Linked DNA regions of Homo sapiens: all the other regions are linked to region 4. Evidence: chromatin loops called from intact Hi-C (ENCODE). Cell type or tissue: dorsolateral prefrontal cortex. All regions are shown on one strand. Region 1 holds the start of STOX2 (storkhead box 2). Region 2 has its middle 65 kb from the start of STOX2. Region 3 overlaps ENPP6 (ectonucleotide pyrophosphatase/phosphodiesterase 6). Region 4 overlaps ENPP6 (ectonucleotide pyrophosphatase/phosphodiesterase 6). Region 5 overlaps STOX2 (storkhead box 2). Region 6 has its middle 34 kb from the start of ENPP6.

Evidence for each region. A loop is a pair of places that touch in the nucleus more often than their neighbours do. Peaks named below come from ENCODE experiments on the same cell type or tissue, not always from the same donor. Only the 100,000 strongest peaks of a DNase experiment are listed, where the experiment ranks them.
Region 1: a loop joins it to region 4, with 4 times the contacts of the local background. A loop is called at or near these places in 10 of 110 quality-filtered maps.
Region 2: it touches region 4 in a loop (8-fold over the local background); 76 of 110 quality-filtered maps call a loop at or near these places.
Region 3: a loop joins it to region 4, with 2.8 times the contacts of the local background. A loop is called at or near these places in 39 of 110 quality-filtered maps.
Region 5: a loop joins it to region 4, with 1.9 times the contacts of the local background. A loop is called at or near these places in 5 of 110 quality-filtered maps.
Region 6: it touches region 4 in a loop (2.6-fold over the local background); 3 of 110 quality-filtered maps call a loop at or near these places.

What each region holds. Positions count from the first base shown.
Region 1 is chr4:183,903,403-183,907,402 of GRCh38, forward strand. STOX2 (storkhead box 2) reads left to right here and starts at 1,905. Exons shown (of 4, transcript NM_020225.3): 1 at 1,905-3,554. The coding sequence starts at 3,389. RefSeq lists enhancers at 1,448-2,157, 2,158-2,865. In dorsolateral prefrontal cortex, a CTCF peak has its summit at 1,868; DNase peaks (open chromatin) are centred at 1,909, 2,339, 2,999, 3,929 and 4 weaker places; H3K4me3 peaks cover 2,714 bases; H3K27ac peaks cover 3,779 bases.
Region 2 is chr4:183,838,165-183,842,164 of GRCh38, forward strand. It overlaps a transcript of STOX2 not described here. Among named protein-coding and RNA genes, the nearest start is that of STOX2, 65 kb to the right of the region's middle. In dorsolateral prefrontal cortex, CTCF peaks have their summits at 1,296 (motif pointing right), 2,274 (motif pointing right) and 2,475; a DNase peak (open chromatin) is centred at 2,267; H3K4me3 peaks cover 511 bases.
Region 3 is chr4:184,166,269-184,170,268 of GRCh38, forward strand. The region is part of intron 1 of ENPP6 (ectonucleotide pyrophosphatase/phosphodiesterase 6); the gene reads right to left. Among named protein-coding and RNA genes, the nearest start is that of ENPP6, 50 kb to the right of the region's middle. RefSeq lists enhancers at 1,144-1,915, 2,376-2,425, 2,566-2,615. In dorsolateral prefrontal cortex, CTCF peaks have their summits at 2,312 (motif pointing left) and 2,516; a DNase peak (open chromatin) is centred at 2,333; H3K4me3 peaks cover 831 bases; H3K27ac peaks cover 692 bases.
Region 4 is chr4:184,098,253-184,102,252 of GRCh38, forward strand. The region is part of intron 6 of ENPP6 (ectonucleotide pyrophosphatase/phosphodiesterase 6); the gene reads right to left. Among named protein-coding and RNA genes, the nearest start is that of ENPP6, 120 kb to the right of the region's middle. In dorsolateral prefrontal cortex, a CTCF peak has its summit at 2,229 (motif pointing left); DNase peaks (open chromatin) are centred at 1,382 and 2,199; H3K27ac peaks cover 2,808 bases.
Region 5 is chr4:183,985,247-183,989,246 of GRCh38, forward strand. The region is part of intron 1 of STOX2 (storkhead box 2); the gene reads left to right. Among named protein-coding and RNA genes, the nearest start is that of STOX2, 82 kb to the left of the region's middle. RefSeq lists an enhancer at 2,691-3,477. In dorsolateral prefrontal cortex, no CTCF peak of the experiment used is centred here; DNase peaks (open chromatin) are centred at 2,425 and 2,975; H3K4me3 peaks cover 2,839 bases; H3K27ac peaks cover 4,000 bases.
Region 6 is chr4:184,249,499-184,253,498 of GRCh38, forward strand. No RefSeq gene overlaps it. Among named protein-coding and RNA genes, the nearest start is that of ENPP6, 34 kb to the left of the region's middle. In dorsolateral prefrontal cortex, CTCF peaks have their summits at 1,539 (motif pointing left) and 1,739; no DNase peak of the experiment used is centred here.

The DNA of each region.
Region 1 (4,000 bases), 190 kb before region 4:
GGTCTCAGCTCAACTGTCATTTCTTAGAGAGATTATTGTTCTTCATAGAACTTAGCACAATTTCTGCATTTATTTGCCTACTGTTTCTCTTCCATACTAGACGGTTTGCTGCAGGGTCATGTGTGGTGTTCTGTTTGCCCAGCACCCATCCCAGGGCTTGCGTATTCTAGACAGTCAGCCATTGTTTGCTGAATGAATGACTATCACAGTTGCCACAGCAGTCACCATTAGCTTTAAGTCATAGCTATTATAATCATTCATATAACCACCTTTGGCTCTTGGGAGGTACTGAGTAATTGTTGAATTGAGATATCTAAATGTCAGTTCTCCTACATTCATTAATACAACTTGTTATTACCTTATGGTCCTTTACACCAGCGGCCCCCAACCTTTTTCACACTGGGGACCAGTTTCGTGGAAGACAGTTGTTCCTTGGACTGGGGTGGGGGTAGGGTTGGAGAGCAGAAGGTTTTGGGATGATTTGAGTGCATTACATTTACTGTGCACTTTATTTCTTTTATTATTACATTGTAATATATAATGAAATAAATATACACTCACCATAATGTGGAATCAGTGGGAGCCCTGAGCTTGTTTTCCTGCAACTAGAGAGTCCCATCTGGAGGTGATGGGAGACAGTGATAGATCATCAGGCATTAGATTCTCATAAGGAGCACGCAACCCAGATCCCTCCAAGCATGGTTCACAATAGGGTTCGTGCTCCTGTGAGAATCTAATGCAGCCACTGATCTGACAGGAGGCTGAACTCAGGAGGTAATGCCAGTAAGCAATGGAGAGCTGTTGTAAATACAGATGAAGCTTCACCACCCACCTCCTGCTGTGCTGCCTGGTTGCTAATGGGCCGAGGACTAGAAGCTGCACGGGGTCCGTAAATATCTGTGGGGTAGGTAAATATCCAAGCAGTCCATGGCCTGGGAATTGGGGATCCCTGCTTTATACAGCTAGCTTTCTATAACTTCTAAAGCTGTAATCTTTCTGTTCTTAGCAGTTCTCTTACAGGAAAGAAGACATTGAACTAAAAGTGCCTTCTATAACTTCTAAAGCTGTAATCTTTCTGTTCTTAGCAGTTCTCTTACAGGAAAGAAGACATTGAACTAGAAGTGCCTTTCCCAATTAAAAATAAAAACCACAGAACATTAGTGAATTGGTTGACAGTAATACATTTTGATTATGTAAATATAAATTCCATAGGCTACTTAGTGATTATTTATTTATTTACCCTGGGTATCCCAAGAGGTAGTACAGTGGCCACAGGTTATAGAGGGCGGTCTTGAGATCTGAATGAGGAGAGCTCTAATTCTAGATTTTATAATGCCTGTGGCTTAACGCCATCCTGCTCTGCCTGGTTCTTCAAGATAGTTGCTACCCCCCTCAAATAATTCAAGCCTTGGAATAGCACAGATTGTGTTAGAACTTCCTGAATCCTAACCAGCTAGAATCCACTGGCTTGTTTTTGCGATATCAGCCTGTTAGAAGCATATCCCTATAAAGATTTAATATCCCTGTCTCTGCATCTTGGCACCTGTGAATATGAAACAACAGCATAAATATGATTTTGAACGTTGCATTGTCACAGATGAAAAAATGCACCAACATGTCAAATGCAGCGCTGAAAAAGGAAATCGGGCTTATTTTTGTCGTTGTTTACTGTACCAAAGCATTTTTGAAAACCCAAATCGAGGAGATAACCGTTTTTGAATGAACGGCAGTGCAAAGCGTGGTCGGGGTTAGCAGCAACGTGGCTGGGCGCCTTTAACTCGGCGTGACCTCCGGGTCCCAGGCCCGCGTCCCGGGCCCAGCGCCCAGGCCCGGGCGGCGCATTGGCCCCTCCTCCCCTCGCGCGCCGCGCGCATTGTTGTCCTTTAGCGATTGGTTGTTGGACCAGAAACAGCTGTGCAGAGCCGTGCCATCTAAAGAGCTGTGGACCTGAATGCAGCGTAGCGGGCTGGCGGTGACTTACACCGGGACTCCAGAGGGAGAGAGGAAGCGCTGCAGGCCACTTGCATTGCGTCTTCCAGGCTGCGTGGACCCGGCGCCCCGGCGTGTGCGGTTGTGGGGGAGCTCGCCGTGGCCTCCCCTCCCTCTGGCTTTAGCTTCCTTTGGGGTTGGCGCAGGTGGGCCAGGCAGCGCACCGCAGATCTCCCCGTTCCCACGAAGGCTGGCTCGCTGTCTCTCTCCGAGCGGGAGGGACCATCCTAAAAATATGTAAATATCCAAGCGCTGGCTCCAGGCTGGGGCAGCTGCCAAGGTCCCCGCGCCGCCGCCGGGTGTTTTACATGAAAATGAGAAGCCTGATGGGAACCGCGTTCTAACTTAAGGCAGCCTGGTGATTAGCATGAGACTGGGCGGCTGTCCTGCTTCCTGCCCTTCAATAGCCGTTCCGCGCGCTCGCGCCGGAGCAGCGCTGCCGCCGCGCGGGGGTCGATCGCAGGCTCGGCGTCCTTGGCAGCCATGGCTCCGGCGCCGCCTCGGCCAGTAAGTAGGAGCATGCATGTGTAGGGGGCACATGCGTGTCGGCGCACCCACCCAGCCATCCACCCGCGCGCACGCACAGCGCCCGGAGCCTCGGCAAGGGGAAGATTGACGAGGCGCTGCAGTCGCGGGGACGACGCGGGCTCTTCCTGGATTCCGCAGGAGCCCGCCCGCCGCAGCTGCTGTCTGCAGAGCCTGCTCGGATCCTGTGCACACGCGCCCCCCGCTCGAGCCTCTGTGATGAAGACTGTCTCCCGGGGACTGCAGCGGAGGCAGAGCCAGCCAGCGCCGGGGACTGCGGGCCGTGCGGCTGATAGGCCCGCGGGGACACGACTCGGACACTGTCATCCCCACGCCTCGCGCTGAGCTGCCCGGCGCGGAGGGTCTGCCGCCGCCCCTCCGGCCTCCCGCACGCCCGATCCCGGGTCAGCCCCGGAGGCCTCGGCTGCCTCATTTGTTTGGGTCTTTTGTGCCGTGGCTCCCAGTTGGCCAAGCACTCCTGCGCTGAATCGGGCCATTGTCTGCGCTCCCATTGCCTTCACGCTGCAAGTCTCGGCGCCCCCACCCCGCCCGCCCCCTCCCCGCCTCCTCCCGGCCGGGGAGCCTCCTAACGTGCCTTTCCCCCCAGGAATCTGGAAGCTATAAGCCGGGCGGATTGCAAATGAAGTGTAATGCATTGTGGGACGTGTGTAAAATCGGAGCCTTCGCCGTGGGGGTGTGGGGGGGCGTGGGGAGGGCCGGACCCGCCGCTGGCGGTGTAGACGCCGACGAGGAGGGGCTGGGAAAATGTGCGCAGAGTCCGCCCGGGTCGTGCCCGCCGTAGACGGATGAAGGAGCGCGCTGCGCCCCGGCGCTGAGGCCCCGAGGATCGGGGCGGCAGGTCGCCCTCCCCACCATGAAGAAGACCCGGAGCACAACCTTGCGGCGAGCCTGGCCTAGCTCGGATTTCTCGGACCGGGCCTCGGACCGCATGAGGTCCCGCAGCGAGAAGGACTACCGCCTGCACAAGCGTTTCCCCGCGGCCTTCGCGCCCCAGGCTTCGCGGGGCTACATGACATCAGGTTGGTTGGTGACCGCGTTTCTGCCCCCGGGCCGGGGCCGCGGGACGTGCTCGGTACGCCGCGGCCCGGGTGCTTGGAGGAGAGGACGGGCAGTGATGGATGCGATAAGTTATGGGGAAAGCAGGAAAAAATTAGCTCCCATCCACCATTTTGTACCTCCCAAGATCCACAGCAGGCCCTCTCAATATGGGGTTGGAGAGCTATTAGTTAGGTAAAACGAGGGAGGGGGGACGAGCCGGGCGTTTTGGCTGCAGGGAGATAAATGACTGCAAGCCCCGGCGCTGCAGCCTCCTCGAGCTTTGTGGAGGATCCTGCGCCCAGGGTTGCCTGCAGTGCCAGGCTTGCTGGCTGCTGCATTGTGGCCGGTTATCTGAGTGGGTATTTCCAGCAGCCCCCTGTTCTCCAAAAGGAACAGGTTCCATGCGCAGCTCTGGATGGGCTGAGTC
Region 2 (4,000 bases), 260 kb before region 4:
TTTTATTATTTAATTTATTGAAATATTTAAATAATTCAATACATATATTGAAATACTTAAATAATTCAATACATATATTGAAAAACTTAAATAATTCAATACATATATTGAAATACTTAAATAATTCAATACATATATTGAAATACTTAAATAATTCAATACATATATTGAAATATTTAAATAAATGAAATTTGTTAAATAAATAAATACATAAAATATTTCAAATATTTTTAATGACCATAAACAATACTTTTATGGGTGTGTCTTGATTTATTATTTCATTACTTTTAGATAGTTTTGAGATTTATTATAAATTACATCGAGATGAACATATCTATATAAATCTTTGTTGATAAATCTGTTATTTACATAAAAATGAAGCTACTACATCAAAGATATGAGCAAATCAAGTTGCTTATCACAAATGGCCGATTACTTTGTGAGAGTTTTGCCACAGCCTCGCCAGTGTGTGAGTCCCCATGTCCTTAAAGCAGCACAGTAATGCTCTTGCTCAAAACTGTGCTTCCCATTCCAGGGGTTTTGGCCTCTCTCTGCAGCCCCCACTTGGGGCACCCATTGTGGATGGGTGGAGACTGACTGTTGAGGAGAGTGTGCCTTGTTTAGTTATATACAAGTGGCTCTCAAGCCTTTGTTCTGCCTCCACCTCCTCCACGTGGTTACACACTCATCACCAGTGAGTCTCATTTCTTGCAGAAGTCTTCACTTTGGAGAGAGGTATATATGAGCAGTTTCTGGTAAGCATTTGAGAATCACTGATTGTGCTAGCCAGAGAAAGAGAACCAATAAGATGCAGTAAGATGTGTGTACACACACACAGGTACACGTGCACGCGCGCGCGCACACACACACACACAGGTACACATGCACACACACACACACACACACAGAGAGCAGGCCAGGTTGGAGACCCAGGGAAGAGTGGGTGCTGCAGATCCAATCCAAAGGCAGTTGGCTAGCAGAGTTCCCTCTTCCTTGGAGGAAGTCAGTCTTTTTCTCTTAAGGCCTTTGATTGGACGAGGGTCACCCATATCATGGAAGGTAATTTGCTTTATTCACAGTCTACTGGCTAAGTGTTAATGTCATCTGAAAGAGTCACAGAGACATCTAGACATCTAGGTGTCAGATCAAATATGTGGGTACCGTGACCTAGCCAAGTTGGCAATAAAATTAACCATCACACTGATCCGAAAAGTTTGGGTGCCACTGACTTTAACGTTCTCCTGCATATAGGCAAGAATTAAAACACACACACAACAAAAGTTTATTTTTACTCTGAACCACTTGAGGGCACCATGAACGAGGGAAATGGAAAGTTGTGGCTCATCCGCTGTTCCTTTTAGAACAACCAGCATTAGTACTACAGGAAACCTGAGGGGATTTCTCCATGCGAGTCCCTAATTTTGCAGTTGAGAAAGTTACTGTGACTGTGTGCAAGTCTACAGGGCAAAGTAATAGAGTGAGTGAATGAGGCCAGAACGCGAACTGTGTCCTCTTGACTTTGCATTTCATGTTCTTTTTCGGACATTCTGATAATTTCTATTAATTAATAATGGAAAGAATTTGAAATATATGTGAGTTGTTTTGGTTCCCATAAGTTACATATGGTGATGTGGCACCTAATGTTGTGCAGATTGCATGAGTAAAGAATCCATTTAACTTTTAAACATCAATTATGAAATGATAAACTTTCGGATTTACAAATATTGTTGATACTGAGTCTGTAGCGAGTTTTGGCCAACGCTCTAAGGGTTTTGTTTGTTCTTCCTTTTGTAAAATGTTGCCTTCGAGTAACACAAAGGCCTGTGGTCTGTGAACACTCAGCGTGCAAGGATTTCTTTGTTTTTCATGGACTCTGTGTGTGTGTGCGCGTGTGTGTGTGTGTGTTGGTTGTGGGGGCAAGAACTAGGGGAAAAGGGATGCCAAAAAATGTAAGCATGTAGTTTTTCTCCGCTTTGTTGTGAAAACAAAATTGATAATGTAACTTTTGGAATCAAGTCTTTTGTATTTAGATTGGAACGTTCTAATACCTTATTGTTACAAATAGACAATGTGTCTGAAAAGCTGAATTTTTGAGAGTGGATGGATTATTTAAAATAATGATTCTTAACCCATTTGTACAATTCTGTGTTCTGTTACAAATGTCTTTTCTTTGTCCATGTAACAGTCAATTCCTGTTCTCTGAAGGAGGAATTCTCTCGGTAATTTCTGAGCCCTTCTTTAGGTGGTTGGCCACCAGGGGGCAAGCGAAGAATGGCAGAAGCCATCTGACGTAGCCCCTTCATCACTGCAGATAAACTGGTGATGCTTTCCTGACACACTTAATGGCAACCAGAGGTTTTCTGCACGTTTGTGTTTGTGTGTAAGTGTGTGGGGTGAGTGTGTGGCAGTGGTTATTTGCTGTATTTTGACTGCATAAAATTGCCATGCTTTCCCCTCGGTCTCCTAGAAATCCTTGTAGGATAATTATAACACAAGAAACAGATTTGATGGAAATTCTCATAATTCTCATACTCTGAAGCTTAGCTCATATGCATATTTCAGACTTGCCAGAGCCCCTCTTCAGTGGCTTGAGACTTGGTCTTAATCTTTTTGTCTGACTACAAAAAAAGTTCAGTGATGTGGTTAGTGTGTTCTTAGAGACACTGCACACTGTGGATCTGCGGGAGAGAGTTTCACTCATTGTATTCTGTTATTTTTTTTGAGACAGGGTCTCACTCTGTTGCCCAGGCTGGAGTGCTGTGGCGGGATCTCAGCTCGCTGCAATCTCCGCCTCCTGGGCTCAAGCAATCCTCCCACCTCAGCCTCCTGAGTAGCTGGGATTACAGGTGCACACCACTACATCCGGCTAATTTTTGTATTTTTAGTAGAGATAGGGTTTCACCATGTTGCCCAGGCTGGTCTCAAATTCTTGGGCTCAAGTGATCTGCCCGCCCCGACCTCCCGTGCTGGGATTACAGGCGTGTGTCACCACGCCCGGTTCAGTTTTCATCGTAGTATTTATTTATTTATTTATTTATTTATTTATTTATTTATTTATAGACAGGTTCTAGCTGTGTGGCTCAGGCTTGAGTATGGGGTGTGATCATAGCTTACTGGAGACTTAGCTTCCTGGGTAGCTAGTACTATAGGTGCATGCCACCACACCAGGCTAGTACTGTAGGTGCATGCCACCATACCAGGCTAATTATTATTACTATTTTTTATTTTTAGAGAGACAGGAACTTGCACTGTTACCCAGGCTGGTCTTATATTCCTGACCTCAAAAGATGCTCCCTCCTCGGCCTCCCAAAGTTCTGGGATTACAGGCTTGAGCCACTGTGCCACGCCGTAGTATTATGAAATCATCAGAACCCTTGGTAGCGTGCGATTTCTTCCTCCATCTCTTGTGCTCAGCCTGCTTCTTATTTTAAAATGAGGTTCATTTGTAAGTTGCCTTGCTCACTATTTTTGAACATTTAAAACAACTTTTTAGAATAGGTAAGAAGTTGAGAAAATAGAGACAGAAAAAAATACACAGCTTATTAAGGCATTCCAAAATACATGCCAGATGATTATACAGAGCAACTCTTATTTTAGGAATTTCTTATTGGATGAATGATGAAATCAAATACTAAGTTGGCTTTGCATAATCAAGATATTGGAAAATAGTGGGTAAGGTAAATGCTTATGGTGGGAATTTAATTTTCCCATAGAGTCATACAATTTGAAAGAGTCATTTATATGGGAAAAAAAAACTTGACTGTGGAATTATTAATACCAGCCTTACTTTCAGCAAGGGCTGTGTCCTTGCCAGTGTGTGGCTTAAGTAATGAATTTCCTCATATAATCCCTGTAAGAAAAGTTAGATGGATAATGAAGCCACTTGATCCTTTCATGCTCATTGCCACATATATTCATTAAAATATCACACAGGTAATTCCTCATTTCCCTAGTAGCTCTTACCACCTTTCCAGATTTGAGTGTTGAAGAGACCAGTCTT
Region 3 (4,000 bases), 68 kb after region 4:
CTGAGATAATGGGCTTTGATTATAGTGTGAAGTGTAGGGACTGCAACAAAAATAACCCCAAAAGAGGAGACATCTTTGATTAGGAACATTCACACTCATTGTTTTGAGGTCATTGGACTTAAAAATAAATGCATTGCTTTATGTTTCTGCAGCGCCTGCCAGCTTGGTGCAATTATTTAACAAGCAGAATACAGAAAAGGAAACAAAAATAATTTTCCTGCATAAGGACAAAAATGTGAGCCCTGAAGTTTTGACTTAAACACTTTTTACTTTTAGAAAGCTAATTTTTAACAAAGCTCAAAGAAATTTCCTGACAATCCAATTCATCTTCACCGCTGTGCAAAGTTGGAAAAGAGCAATAATTAATTACTGCATTGAAAATGAAATCTCTTTTGAGGCACACTCCCATTTTATTGAGTTCTTACAGAGGCTTCTCAAAAGATGGTAGATGATATTTGGAGGGAGGAGCTTCTTACTTGGGGCATGTCTACCTCCATACAGGAAAGTCAGCCAACATCTCCATCCTGAAGCACCTCCGTCTTCTGGCTCGTGATAAAGCTTCCTTTTCCCACCCACTGTGCTCCCTCCTCTCCCCAGTGACCAGGTTGGCTGCGTTCCTCACACTAGTAGGTGGCTACTTTGGCAAAAACCAGGCTCCGCCTGCAGGTGGTGGGAGTACCCCTTTTATGTCTCTTTCCGTGTCTTGACCCAGGACAGAAATTCTCCTCATGCCATGGGCAGAGACACTGCACTCATCCCGCAGCTGCCCCACCTGTGCCTGGGGCAGGGGTTGGGAGGTAAGGATAGGAAATTTAACTCAGTAAAAAAAAGCACATTTAGGATAGCTTTTCTTTCTTTATTTTTTGAGACAGAGTCTCACTCTGGTGCCCAGGCTGGAGTGCAGTGGTGCGATCTCGGCTCACTGCAACCTCCTTCTCCTGGGTTCAAGCTATTCTCCTGCCTCAGTCTCCCGAGTAGTTGAGATTACAGGCATCCACCACCATGCCCGGCTAATTTTTGTAGTTTTAGTAGAGACAGCTTTCACCATGTTGGCCAGGCTGGTCTCAAACTACTGACTTCAGGTGATCCGCCCCCCTTGGCCTCCCAAAGTGGGATCAAGCTTTTCAACTGGAGTAGAACTTAGAATGGCCAATGAGTGATGATTTCAAACAGAAGAGACTAGTTACCAGAATATTAGTGGATCAACTTTTAATGCCGGGAATTGATAGAGAATGATGGAACCCAGCTCTTAAGGAGTGTGAACTAATCAGGGACGTTACCAGCTCAATCAAGTACGAACCCATCAGTCAACCATCCCCCGCCCGCTTTTTTGGGGGGAAAGAAACAAGTGGAAGCAAGCTCATTTTTGCTAGCTTGGTTAGTTTTGTTTGTCATTGCTAGAATATGTGACGTAGGTATGATGCTGGCCTGCCCAAGTTCACGGCCTCGGGCCAGGTGCGCCCATAGAGAAGTGAGAGCAGCCTCTCAAGTCTCAGGAGTTAACTTCACAGCAGCCGCAGCTGGTTTGTCCTGATCAATGATCACCGGTGATCTGCATATCAACAGATGGTGCTGGGAGCAGACACTGGGTCTCATTCAGTGATTCACGTCTATAATCCTCCTTGGGTGCTCTTTGCATAAAAGCTGTTGACAGATAATCTGCTTTAGGGATCAAAGAGCAACTCAAGGGGGCTGCATCCTTCTGATAGTTTCCCAGTCCAAGCGGTAGACTCCACGGGAATAGGGGAGATTTTTGAGTTAAAAACAGAAGGAACAGGTAGGATGAGAACTGGCAGGAACTGAGGACCTGTGAAAACCATGTGGCCTAAGTGGAAGGAATTTTGGAGCCCAGCAAACCAGAGTTCAAATCCCATCCCAGCCACCTCACACGACTCATTCCACTTTATTGATCCTCAGTTTCCTCCTCTGAAAAATGGAGATAATCATACCTTTTTTCAGAGTTAAGTGGTTTCAGGTAGGGAAAGCTTTGGCACGATGTCTTCCGCACGATGTCTGGCGCGGAAAAGGCCAATCCTATCAAATGGGCCTTTTAAAAGGCCACTTTTAAAAATGGCACTTTGAAAAATCCTCTTCTAGGGAGGGATGGGGCCGGACAGTCCATTTCTTACTTGATATCTACAGACCATTTGCAGAGGAAAAGTCTCAAATCCCCTTGACGAAAAGAAAAGCAGCACCACGTTGCATCTGCCTTGCACAGGAAGCTGGAAGCTTTGCACGGGGGTGAAAGTTACAGGCAGACACTGCCCGCGGGGCTCCGGACAGCAAGGAGCGAGCCCTCTGAGCCTGGCCACGCTGGCCCGCCACTGCCCTCTGCTGGCGGCTGCGGTCTTCACCACCGCCCGCAGCCGTCCCCGTAGTCCGCCGAGAGGCGCCAGGCTGGGCCAGCCTTGAATTCTGGGTTTGCTTCTCCCGGTTTGAAGGCCACCCCCAGGATTCGCAGGAATCTGACAGCTGCTTGTGACTGTGCTGAAGATGCCGAGAATGTAGGCAGAGCCCGGGCAGGGCCGGCGGGCAGGCGGCCACGCGCTGCAGCAAACGCGAGCCTCGGGGCCTTGAACCTGGAGCCGGGGCCTTGCCTGGGCTGTCCTGGCTGGGAGTCTCGTGCTGTGCCCCCCGCTTCCTCATTCCCCCACCCCACCCTCCTAACCCTTGTTGTGTTTCATTTTCCCTTTTAGGATATGTGCTTCTTATTTGGGATTTTATTATTCTTGACCCCAGCCCTTTCTTTCCCTCCTTCTCTTAGTTCCTCTTTTGGTTGAGTTTATGATTTTTTTAAACCACAATTTGTAATGGTCACTGCAGTGGACGTTTAACTTTGAACACCCCTTTGTTCCTCCAAAGGCGAAATTCCTCCTGCGCCCTGCATGGCCCATTCAGGAGCGTCTGTGACCCAACCTCTCTGGCTCTGGGGAGAGGGCAAAGTGTGGCATCCAGCCCTAGCCAGGCCAGCGAGGAGCCGCATTCCTGCCACAGTGACCGTGGCTCCAGGATCCAGGCTGGGCGGGAGGATTCTTCATGCTGGAGGAATCCATTCCTCTCGGTGGCCGAGCTGGGAAGAAATGTCCCCATGTGAAGACATGGCCCCAGGAAGAGACGCTGGGGCTACAGCCAGGGCCGCGGGGAGGGCAGCAGGGGAGGGTGAGTTCTGCTCTCCTGGCTCCTGCCTCACCCCTGCTTCTTTTTGCAGGAGCCAGCAGCCCTCTCTCTGCCTGGAGCAGCAGGCCTGGGATTTCTGTCACTTGCTTCCTTTGCCTGTCCCTGGCTCCTCTCTCTGCCGTCATCACGTTTCTGGCCACCTTGCCCTCCTCCTCTGAGCTCACAGCTCCTGGGCAGGGTCCTGGCTGTGGAGGGCACCAGTTGAGAGCCACTATAGATGAAGGCTCTAGGCCGCAGTTGAGGCTTCTGAGTACTGGGCCTTAGCTGCCTGACTTTGCCCCTTTCTCCAAGGCCAATCACCGGTGGCAAATCTCACAAGCGACTTTGTGTTAAAAGTGATGACTACCTACGTTTACCTCTCACGAAGAGCTTACATTTAGTTTAAAAATTATCTATGATGAAAATATTCGAATGCACAAAACAGTGTGATAACACGGGACAGTGCTCCGCCCTGGTTTCCTGTGTCTTCCTCCCCACACTGGAATATTTTTAAAGCAAATACCAGACATCCCATCTGAAGTCATAAATACTTCTGTGCCTGTCTCTAGTACTGAGGTACTTTTAAAAAAACATACTCTTGTTATCACACCCAACAAAATGAATATAACTATTTAATATCATTCAATACCCAGTCCATATTGAGTTTTCCATAATTATCTTTAAAATGCCTCTGTGAAATTCGTTTATTTGAATCAGCATTCAGGCCGGGAAAGGTGGCTCACGCCTGTAATCCCAGCACTTTGGGAGGCCAAGGCTGGCAGATCTCTGGAGCCCAGGAGTTTGAGACCATACTGGGCAACATGGTGAAACCCTGTCTCTACAA
Region 4 (4,000 bases):
CTGGCCTCTGAGTGGGGGCTGTCCTGTGGGATGGAGCCCCTTGACCTGTGAGGCCCACTCTAACTCCAGGTATTGTTGTCAGCATTGAACCGAATGGCGGGATATCCAGTTGATGGAGAATCTTAGGGAACCAGTATCTATCTAATCACATTTCCTAGCAAAGCAGCCGGACCCAGAAGGGTCTCCTCAGCAAATCCCAACTCCCTTTCCCATGCAGCCCACCCTGCCTTTCTTCCTTCTGGCCCTGCCCTTGGGAGCAACTCCAAGCCAGCCTCCTCTCCTCCGTTAATGAGCACACTGGAAGATGGCACCTTTGCTCCCCTTGTCCAGGCTTCACAGACCTTAATTTCCCTCAACCACTCTTCCTTTGGGATGGGTTCCGGAACCATCACTTCCCGACACACTTCTTTTCTTTGGAACCCAATTTTCTTAGACTACAGCTGATCACTTGCTATGAAATAGAGGGCTGAGAGAAGGCTTTGCAAGTCCTACAGAGGCTGCAGCCAGCTGAGCACAAGCCTAGCCATGCACCTCAGAAGCCACTCATTCTTCTAAGACCTCGCCAAGGACGAACGGCCCATCCTTGCTAGGCAGGTTTCAATATTACAAATATTTACTATTTCAAATGCAGGAGGTAGAATTTGCTGGTCGTGATGAATGAGTAGAATCAAGACCACTAAGCTACCAGCAATTTACAGGTTGGCTCACAAGACTAGTATCATGTGTTTAGTGAGCCAAGCAGTTCGCCATAAGCTGACACCAACGTCCACTGAACCATCACAACATCCCAGTGGGGATGATACCATTTGCCCCATTTTGTAGTTGAAGGGACTAAGGCTCAGAGAGGTTAAGTGACAGTCAGAGTCACACAGCTAGTGCAAGGCAGGGCTGGGATTGGAACCCAGGTCATCTATCTCCCGGTGCCTGGGCCCCTTCCACTCCACACTGCCAGAGGTCACTGCAGTGCTCCTGCTGGCAGCGGCCAGTGAGGTGTCACCTTGCACTTCACATCCTCACTCACGGAGTGTGGCCAGACACAAAGCACTAACAGGATTTTGGAACTGGGTTGGTGCAGTTAGGTGGGTTAAATTCCAGCTGCTACTTTCTAGCTCTGGGATCTTGGCTGTTTCACTTCTCTGAGCTGCAGTCTCCCTGCTGGTCCTGGCCACCTTGCAGGGTCTGTGGGGGATGTCATGACTGTGTGCTAAGTCCCTGACACACAATAGGTGTTCAATAGGTGGCAACGGTCTGGTCCGCAGATGCCCCTGGCCATGGGGCCAGGTGCCCGGGCAGTATGCAGCCGGGCAGTGTGGGTTGTGAGGGCTGAGCCTGCTTGTGCTTATTTAGCTGTCATATCACATTGCACAGCCATCTGCTCTCACCCCATAAATCGCCCCCTCGCATTGCAGCTTTCCAAGTTTCTCTGTTTCCTGAGTTTCCCGCATCCCTCGTCCCTCCTTCTCCAGCTGTGGTTCGTGTTTTTCCATGGGAAGGTTTCTTTCACTTACTGCATCTCTAACTTTCTCTTTTTCTTCCTTATCTGTCCATGGTGATGATCACAACACATCCCAATTTAGTCTCGTCAGCTGATTTAATGTGTTGCTTCTCCCTCTCACAGTCTACAAGGCGGTGAGCACTGAAGCACGAAGTAGAACACTTTTGCTATTAACAACCTCACCAATTATGAACCTCATAGTCTGTGTGTGCCCCATGGCAAAGAACAGAAGCAAGATAGGTGAAGACTGATGGCCTGATTTAAGACTTACAGCCTAGATTCCACAAATAAACACACAAAGCAGTGAAAAACCCCAGCCCTGAAAGTGATTTTGGATCTTTCTAGTCGTAGGTAAATCCACTCATTTTTATTAAAATAACAAGTTGCCCCAGAAAAACAATTGCTCTTACTGATGAAAAAATCATAGCCACCTGGCGGGTCAGGTGCACAGGTAACTGTGTGGTGTAAGTGATGGACTCAGCCTTCATTTCACAATGCTGCAGCCATGATTTCCTTCTTTTTCCTCTGCCAGTGGCTTTTAGCACCTTTGCTTTGTACCTCACATTATCTTCTCAAGGGCATACAGCTGAGGCCAGGCCCATGAAGAAGGGCCCGCCACACACCTCTCCACCTCCACAGTGGGAATGTCCATCTGTGGATCCGCAAGCTCCTGGTTGGCCTGCTGACCCCATCCAGCCACTGCGGGGCCCAGGGACTGCCACACAGCGCCACCTAGTGACATCCGGGGAGGCGCCCCAGCCCTCCAGATCTGGCCGAAGGTGAGAAAAAAGGGTAGAGGGTGGGCTTGTGTGTGTGCGTTCAGGCAGAGTGGGGCCTCTAAGTGGGATCCCACTGTAGGGTGGGCAGCCAACTCCCAGGGTGAAAGGAAGCACCCGGTTCTCCTGCAATGTGTGCTGGAGGGGGTGTCTCCCCACTCCTCAACTGGTGGGGAGGGAATTCACTCCATGCAGGCAGAGAAGGAGTGGGGTGCCCCAGGTAAGAGGAGTCCCAGGCGATGGTGGAACGTCCCTGCCAGCATGTGGGAGAAGCCCATGATTTCAGGGCCGGTTTATTCAGTTCTACGGATGTGGACTGAGCTCTGGATTCGTGCCAGGAACTCAGCTAGGCTTCTGGGGTCGGGGCCACAGAGGTGGAGGGCGGCTCCTTCCCCTAACAGAGCTCAGCTTTAGTGAGGGAGGAAGGGGGCTGCAGCTGCTGGGCATTGACTCCAGAGTAAGTCAGTGCCAGGAGTGGGTGCCCGAGCCTGAAGGAGGGAGGGAGGCTCAGGCCCCAGGGAGGCCTTCAGCAGTGGGGACACAGGAGGAGGCCGAGGGGAGAGTCAGTCAGTGGGGACGCAGCTGTGTGCATGCAACCTACATGCATGTAAACACATGTGTGCATGTGTGTGTGAATGTGTGTGTGCATGAGTGTGTATGTGCCTGTGTATGAGAGTGTGTGAGTGCATGAGTGTAAGCATGTGTGTGCGTGTGTATATGTGAGTGTGTGTTTATGTGTGTCTGTGTTGCACGTGTGTGTTAATGTTTATGTGTGTGAGCTTGTGTGTGTGTGTGTGTGTGTGTGTGTGTGTGTGTGTGTGTGTGTGTAGCACTGGGGTAGGGAGATGGGGAGGAGAAATCAGGATGAGGAGTCCACACAGGGAGTCCAAATAAAGAGGGTGGGGTCGCTCCAAGGGTCCTGCAGTGACAGAATCCTGGAACTCCAAGAGCGGAGGAGCCCTTGAATGACCTGGGTGGGAAAGATGGAAAGAAAGCTGCCATCAGAGAGAGACAGCTGGAAGAGCCAGGAGGTGAGAGGAACTGGGTTGTTTTGCTAGCGAGGTTTTGCCAACCAAACAGGGTGACCAACTCTCCTGGTTTGCAGCTGAGAGGGTTTCAGGGATGCAAGGCTTTCAGTTTGAAAACCAGGACAGTCCCAGGCAAACCAGGACAAGTTGGCCATTGTACAGTCAGCACTATATTAGGAATTTAGGTAACATCTTCACCCAGGGTGATATGTTCAGCACTTCCCAGTGCCTTCCAGGACCCCTCCTCTAGACAGGGGTAGACAGCAATGCCAGGACCCTCCTTGATGAGCCCCTCAACCAGTTAATCATTTCTAACAGGAAGGAACCAGAAACAAGTCGCCCCACACCAGGACGCGCGGTGAGAAGCCGCTGCGAGGGTGCCTTCAGGCTTGCGCGCTTTCCTGCCGGTGCCTGCATTCTCTCTGGGCGCCTGCACTCCATCGCCAGCTCCCCATGATAATGCCTGTTATATGCTTGCATTGATTTGGGAAGCCAAGGAATAATTATGAGATAAGAGTTATAATTTCTAGACCAGGCCTTTGTCTCAATCATCCTTAGCATTAAAATGAAAAGAAAATGCAACATTTGCGCTTTACCTCCGAATCAGAAACCCAGTAAATACAGTTTGTTCGACACTTGCCAGGGCCCATCCGTTTGCATTCAGCATTGTAGGATTCCTTTGAGTGCTGAGCTGAGCTGTG
Region 5 (4,000 bases), 110 kb before region 4:
AGTGGCTTTTTTATTTTAATTATCAAGAGGTAACACGTGTTGTTGAAAGAACAGACTTTCAACAGCAATGGTTGTTGAAGATGATTCATGTAGGAAGTCTGTAGAACAGCATACATAAACGTGTAAAAGGTAAAATTGACTTTCAGTGGCTGAAAGAACAGACTCGAGAGCCAGCTGCCTTGGGTTGAAATCCCATCTCTGCCGTTCACCAGCTCTGTGAGCTTCAGGAAGAGAGTTCCCCTCTTTAAGTGGGGCTCACACCAGTACTTAACTTTCAGAGTCCTTGTGAAGATGATGTGAGTTTCTAAGTACAGACATACTAGGCCCATATATAGATGAAAACATGCATGCTTGGATATTAGAAATTATGACTACATTTTTATTTGTACATTCTCATCCCTTCGAGTATTTGGATTTTTTTTCTTTCTCCACATATTTAACCTTTCATAGATCATAGAAGAAACTTGTGTCTTTAACTGTCAGGAGGTGGTACAGTGACCCAGGGCTTCCCAGAAGGCTCTTACACTGCCAGGACTACAGATATGTCTGTTTAGATATGAATTTGTAATACATTTGTTATATGCTTCCATCATTGCATTCTTAAGGTGCGTGTGCTTATTAGGCACCCTGTCTGACCTTACAGTGATCAGACCACGCCCGACAGGAATGGGCTGGATTACATGGGTTTGGGTGGATTTATATCCAACAACACAGCCAGACTTAAAGAGGTTTGATGAAAGGCGAGTGGCTTTGTTTGGAGGCGCTGGTGCTGGGCCCTAGGCTCAGTCTGTGGCATGCATGAGAAGCTAGTGGCTTATCAACGAGGAGAGAAAATCATACCCTAGAAGGGAAAATCAAGACCGTATTTGGTTAAGTATGTGGAGAAAGAAAAAAAAAACAAATACTTGAAGAAAAGGGATGAGAATGTATAAATAAAAATGTAGTCATAATTTCTAATATCCAAACATGTATGTTTTCATCTGTATATGGCCTATTAGGTCCTTATATGCTTCTGATCAAGCATACAAGGTAAAATTGATGAGGCTGTTAAAAAGTGCATCAGTAGCAGTTGGTGTGGAACACATTCTCAAGGGGGTCACAGGGTGACAGATAGTCCAGGACAGGGAGGAGACAGTGCCACGGGGAGGACTCAGCAGGAGGATGCCACGTCGTCAGAGGGAAATGGATACGCCAGACCAGAGCAAAGGGGGGACCCCAGGAGGGCAGAGGATGTGAAAAGCGTTAGGTGGTTGAGGGCATGGAAGACGTTTTATTTAATAACATTCAAAGCAAGCATCTCAATGGATCAGTAGATGAATATATAGTCTGCATGCCTGCTGAGTGTCCCAGACTCTAGGCAGCTAGAGAAGAGCTGATCTGGGCACAGGGACCTGGTTAGTGTTTGTAGCTATCGGATGGGTGATGGCGCAGAAGCGGGTTATACGTTTTGTAGCCTCCCGAGGACAGAATGGATGTCACTGTGCAGGGGTGACAAGAGACGCTGATTTGAACTCAACTCACAGGGGGGCCTTTGCCAGAGCCTGAGCTCTGTTGGGGGAGGTTCTGGAGGACAGGCTGAATCACCGGAGTCAGGAGAGGATAGGACGCTTTCAGGATTTTAGCCGGGAGACCCACGTGGGGACCCCTGTAACTCTGAGTTTCGGGGGCGCCTTATGAAGAGCTTCAGTGCATTTCCCATCTTTGCTGGCACCCCACATTTTGTGCCCCTGGTAGCTGAGCTGCTGGGTTCATGAGGATGTGGGAGAATTTGCTGCAGAATCGTCTGCCACCCACCTCTATGGGTTTCTGAGAATGAGATAATTTTTCGGTTATCCGGATCCTGAGCGGAGGCAGCGAGCGGTGCCTGTTTTGGCGTTATTGGATTTGGGAGAGTTCGGCAGTACCACTGCCGTGAGATTCGTTTCCTTGGCCTCTCTGACTCCATTTTTCTCGGGTTTTATGTGGCTGCTCTACTCCTTCCATTGTGTTCTCTCTCTCAACTGCCGCCCCCGTCTTCCTCCTGAGATGTTTACGTGTTGCTTCTTGCACTCTAAATAAAGACTACATGTTTTCTCTGCTGGCATAAATTCCTCTGTGTGTGTGTGTGTGTCGGTGTGTAAATGCATGTCCGCAGGTGTACACGTGAGTGATTCAGCCTGGGGTTCACAATGAGCGTGGCACCCGTAGTGCAATGAAAAGGACATTTTTATGCAGATACGTGATTCATTTTCACCTTGCTGATCTTAGCCGTAGACATTTTTAAGAAACAGGGGAGGAACCAGCCACCCCCCAAATCCCATGAATCCCACTTCTCGGTGCGATTGGAGTTGTGTTGTAAGCGCAGGAGAGGCTCCTGCTGAGAGCGAGCTCCTGACATAGTGACCTCATTCCCCACGCCGCCCTCCTCGCAGCGGCAGAAGCCGCACTGGCTGGTGCTGGGTGAGCTCCACCGCTGCCCGGGCTGCGAGCCTGACGGCTGTGTGTCGGGAATGACGAGACCCAGGCTTGCAAAGACTTGCACGGCAACTGGAATTTATGACAAATAGCTCACTGCAGCTAAACTTTGATACAGTGTACAGTAGAACCGCCTGTTACACACAGGAGGGAGACGCGTCCTTCGTCACCATGCAAAGCCAGCCTTAACACAACATAGGAAAATGTGGCAGGTCTCTAATTACGGACTGGTGAGTATATGACGCCAGATCAATTTTAATGTGTGTGTTCTCTCTTCAAGCATCTGGAGGTATGTGCCCTTTTTACCTTTTTCATGATTAAAAAAATATGAGTTGGTGCTAATGCATGGGAGGGGACCTGGGCCCCTTGGAGAGGAGAGTGTGCCCCTCGCCACCCCGCGCCTGGGGTACATTCTGACCTCGCGTCTCCGCACTGCACAGACAAAGGAGCCTGCACAGACAAACAGAGGCTGTAGCTTTTCTTGGAGCGATGACTCATTTCAGTTCACAAAGGATTCTGGGCAGGGCAGTGAGAAGTCAGGTTGGCTGATCCGTCCCTGTGACTTCACTTTGCAGAGAACAAGCAGAAGAGGAGTGACACTGCAGATTCCGAGGCACTGCAGTGGGATGTTGGCTCAGCAAGTGGCTGTGATGTACGGGATAGGCATGGAACAGGATTCCAGCTGTTCCATGCAAATAGGATAAAAGAATGGTAAAGAGGATTCCTTTTTTTTTCCCTCCTCAAAACGTTACCAGCAAAGTACATTCACAGAGCCTTTTTAAGGTGCCTTTTGCCAGCTTTTGAACTGAACTTGTACCAGTATCTCAAGCCCTGAATTGTAAGAAGAGCTGAGAGTTCTGGAACTCATTTTTAAAAAGTAGATCTACGAAGGTAAAGTACCAGATTCCTCTTGTGTTCCACGGGCCCTCAGTAGCCAATCTGAAATGCTCATTTAGGATACTATGACTTGAAACTTTACTCTTTCTTCTTATTCCAGATTCTAGGACGTCCGTTTCTGTTACTGGCTCCTTCTTGTGCTTGGATGCAGCTCCCTAGCATGCACCAGGCTTTAGCGTCAGTGCTACCTGGGGGATGGAGCCAGTCCAGAAAGGGCCAGGTAGGTTTCCCCTGCTTTTATTTCAACAGTTGTTGTGTGCAAAGGAATATGGTGAAATGTCAGCACCACCCGTGAAGAGGGTGCACGGTCCTCTGAGAAGTCTTGCTGTTCCGCTCCTCCCGCAGCCTCAATCTTAGGCAGTCCAGGTCCTCCCACTGTGGGCTGCCCACCACACACGACCTCACCAGCCCAGGTCATCCCAGAGCTGCTCACGGGGACCGAGAAGTCCACAGCAGCAGGATTTGCCAATAGGAAATAATCAGACTGCCCCAGATTTCCCTCAGCTGTATATCTATCTCGCTCGCTGCTCTGAGGGAGGCATTCAGTAAATAGTATTTGACATTTTTTCTGGTTTTTTTTTTTTTTTTTTTTTTTTGTTTGTTTGGTTTGGTTTGGTTTTTTGAGACAGAGTTTTGCTCTTGTTGCCCA
Region 6 (4,000 bases), 150 kb after region 4:
ACTTATAAGTATTGTTTAAAATGTAAGGCTATGTTGGTAACATTGAAAATAAAAAGGTAGGAAAAGCCACAGCATATAGATTCTAAACAAAAGTCAACAGGCATGGCTATATGAACATCTGGCAAAATAGAGTTTAAGGAAAAATCATAACTAGAGATAAGGAGAAGCCGTAATGAAAAGACGAGATTTCAGAACACCTCTCCAAGTAATTGATAGTTCAAAATCATTGAAGATGCATATTTTAACAGCATAATCAACAGGAATAATCTTATGGATAGATACTGAACATTGCACCAAATGCACAGATAATTCATATTTTTTCCAAGTATACATGGAATAGCTATGAAAAATAGACCATAAAATAACAAATTTCAAAATTGGTATCATACAACCAATATCCTCTGGTCATAGCTAATTAAGTTTTAAATCAACATTAAAAGGTAAGTATATAATTACTTTTCTAATAATAACATAAAGATCTGTCATACGCAGCATTAAACTAAAGTCATTCCACGTCATCCTTACTGAGTTCTCTCTGTGGTCCCTGTGTTCCTAAGTTGGCTATTTGGCATCGTGGCTGATTTTTGTGCATACAGCCTTAATTAGACGCACATGATTACCATATTAGACATTTTACCTCATTGGAAGCAACCTCTTTAGTACAGAAGTCGCATATTGTACACTCTGAGGTGTCAGGAGCATATCTGGTGACCGGGAACCCAGAACTCTCTAACAGAGAAAATGAATCCTCATTCCCAGTTTGGAGCAATCTTAGATGACATTTGGTTTGAACACGCCTTGTCTAGGTAAGCAATGCCCACCGTTTTAGATCCTACATGCAGCACTTAGAGACTTCGAATTTTGGAGATTCTATGTTTTTACATAGTGTCAGTTCTGATCACTTATTGGCCTTTCTTTCCACGAAGTAGGCTTCAAAGATAGAGAAGATTGTTTAAAATGTTACAGCGTCGATGGCTGGGTTAAAAAAAAAAAAAAAAGACCTTGGTCTGAATGGCACTTGTTACTATGGAAGTATGAGCCCTGAAGATGCTGGGGAAAATTGTCCATTGAGGTCTGCACGGAGCACAAGGGCAGGCATGATCCCCTTCATTTTCGACCTGTTAGGTCAGCCCTGAATACCAATTTTTTTTTTTTTTGAGACGGAGTTTCACTCTTGTTGCCCAGGCTGGAGTTCAATGGCGCGATCTCGATTCACCGCCACCTCTGCCTCCCGGGTTCAAGCAAATCTCCTGCCTCAGCCTCCCGAGTAGTGGGGATTACAGTCATGCGCCACCAAGCCCGGCTAATTTTTTGTATTTTTAATAGAGACAGGGTTTCTCCATGTTGGTCAGGCTGGTCTCGAACCCCTGACCTCAGGTGATCCGCCCTCCTCGGCCTCCCAAAGTACTGGGATTACAGGCGTGAGCCACCGTGCCCAGCCTGGATACTGTTGTTAAACACAGTGTTTTCCTCCATCTATACCCACAAACGTGCAAAATGGCCTCAGTTCTTCAAAGAGCTGTCTCCCTCTAGTGGCCAAAGATTAAAAAAAAAAAAGAACCCTGCAAGGGACTGGAGTCACTAAGGACATAAAACCTTTACACCTTTGCAGGGAATATAGAAAGAGTCCTTGAATTTGGAGGTATCACTGTAGCATATAATTTCATAAGTCCCCTCATTATGAATCTGGGAAGGATTATGTCAATTTCAAAGGGTTACTGTGAGAACTAATCTGAGTATCACTAAATGAGATCAGCAACGAGGTGTTGAGACGTTACAACTGGGAGGTTGGCAAGGTGTTGAGACGTCACAACTGGGAGGCTTACTCGCTAGTACCTTACTGGCTTTGGCACAAGCGTTTAGAAGTAAAACGGCGAGCAATGACAAATCATGCACCTTCATTGTCACTCCCAGATAGCTGAAGACATGGACTTCAGCTGTTGAGACCATAAATGTCAAAGGTATCCTGACAAACTGGAGCTGCCCCGTGGTAGACGTAACGATATGGCTCCCATGACTGGAGGAACACCAGGGTCCTTAGTCTCGCGCCAGTTTGAATAAAACGACGCGGACACATGTGGAGTGGTTTTAAGGAGTGGAGAATTTAATAGGCAAGAAAGAAGGAAGAGGCTCCCCCTGTACAGAGACAGATGGAGGGATCTCCAAGCCGAAAGAGGGAACCCTGGGTGTGGTGGAAAACCCCCAGTTATATGAGGAGGCTGGAGGAGGCGGTGTCTGATTTGCATAGGGCTCAGGGATTGGTTTCACTAGGCATGTCATTCACATAGCCCAGTGGAAAAAACTGGCCTTCCCATCCTAGTCCTTTGATATGCAAATGCAGGGCCCCCTGATGTTCTACACACGTAGGTATATGTGGGGGCGGCCATGTTGCCAGGCACATAGGGGGCAAGAAGAAGACAGTGGGAATTGCCATGTTTGGGTGGACCCAGTTTCTAACAGCTGGCATTTGTGTATCAAAGCTTGCCCCCCAACTCCCATACTAAGAGTTGGGGCTTTCCTGCTAGACAAGAAATGTTTCTGGAGCTGCTTTAAAAGGAAAAAAAAAAAACTTCCCAAGGACCCCTCTTCCTCTCTGCCTAAAATAATTTCTTAATAACTCCTAAAACAATTATGGCCCCTCAAAAGTGTTCACGTCCTATCCCTAGAGCCTGTAGATGAAGTAGGTTCCATGAAAAGGGAGAATTAAAGTAGCAGATGGAATTAAAGTTGCCATAGGATTATCCTGGATTATTGGGGTCCATCCAGGGGAATCACAAGGGCCCTGAATGTGGAAGAGGGAAGGAGAAGAGGAGGTCAGAGCAATGTGTCATGAAAAGAACTGGAAGAGCTTGCACAGCTGCTGCTGTCTGGTGCTGTCTGGTGGGAAAGGGAGAGGATCACAAGCCAAGGCACGTGGGCAGCTGGAGGGGTCAAGGAAAAGGATTCTCCCCTAGAGCCCCCAGAAAGAAACCCAGCCCTGCCAACACTTTTACTTCAGTCCTGGGAGACCCGTTTCAGACTTGTGACAACCCAGAGTGTAAGATAATACATTTGTGTTGTTTTGAGCTGCTCAATTTCTGATACATTTCTAAGAACAGCAATAGGAAACTTTATGCTGTATTTGCTCTTCTGGAGGAAACGGAAATACTGACAGACGTTGAAGTCACTCTTCCTAATCAGAAGTGACCTGCCAGTAAGCCTCGTTTGTACCATGAGCTCAGAAGTCTCACATCCAACTGAGATTCAGACTCTAGAACGTGGATCCCAGTGAGAGGTGACAAGGTGCTGGTGGCCCTCGCTCTCTCTCAGCGCCTCTTCAGCCTGGTAGTCTGCTCTGGCAACGCCTGAGGAGCCCTTCAGCCTGCCGCTGCACTGTGGGAGTCCCTCTCTGGGCTGGCCGAGGCTGGAGCCAGCTCCCTCTGCTGGCAGGGAGGTGTGGAGGGAGAGGCCCGGGCGGGAACCGGGGCTGCGCGCGGTGCCCGCGGGCCAGTGCAAGTTCCAGGTAGGCATGGGCTTGGCGGCCCTTTACTCAGAGTGACAGGCTGGCACTGCCAGCCCCAGCAGTGAGGGGCTTAGCACCTAGGCCAGCAGCTGCGGAGGGGGCACCAGGTTCCCTAGCACTGCCGGCCCGCCCGTGCCACACTCGAATTCTCACAGGGCCTCAGCCGCCTCCCCGCAGAGCAGGGCTTGGAACCTGCAGCCCGCCATGCCCGAGCGGCCCACCCCCGCCGTGATGTGCTCCTGCACCGCCCGAGCCTCCCTGACCGGCACCGCCCCCTGCTCAGGGGCACCGGGTCCCATTGACCACCCATGGGCTGAGGAGTGCAGGCGCCGTGTGCGGGTCTGGTGGGCAGCTCCGCCCACGGCCCTGGCACGGGACCCACTAGGCGAAGCCAGCTGGGCTCCTGAGTGGGGTGGGGACTTGGAGAACTTTTATGTCTAGCTAAAGGTTTGTGAACACACCAATCAGCACTCTGTTTCTAGCTTAAGGTTTGTAAAC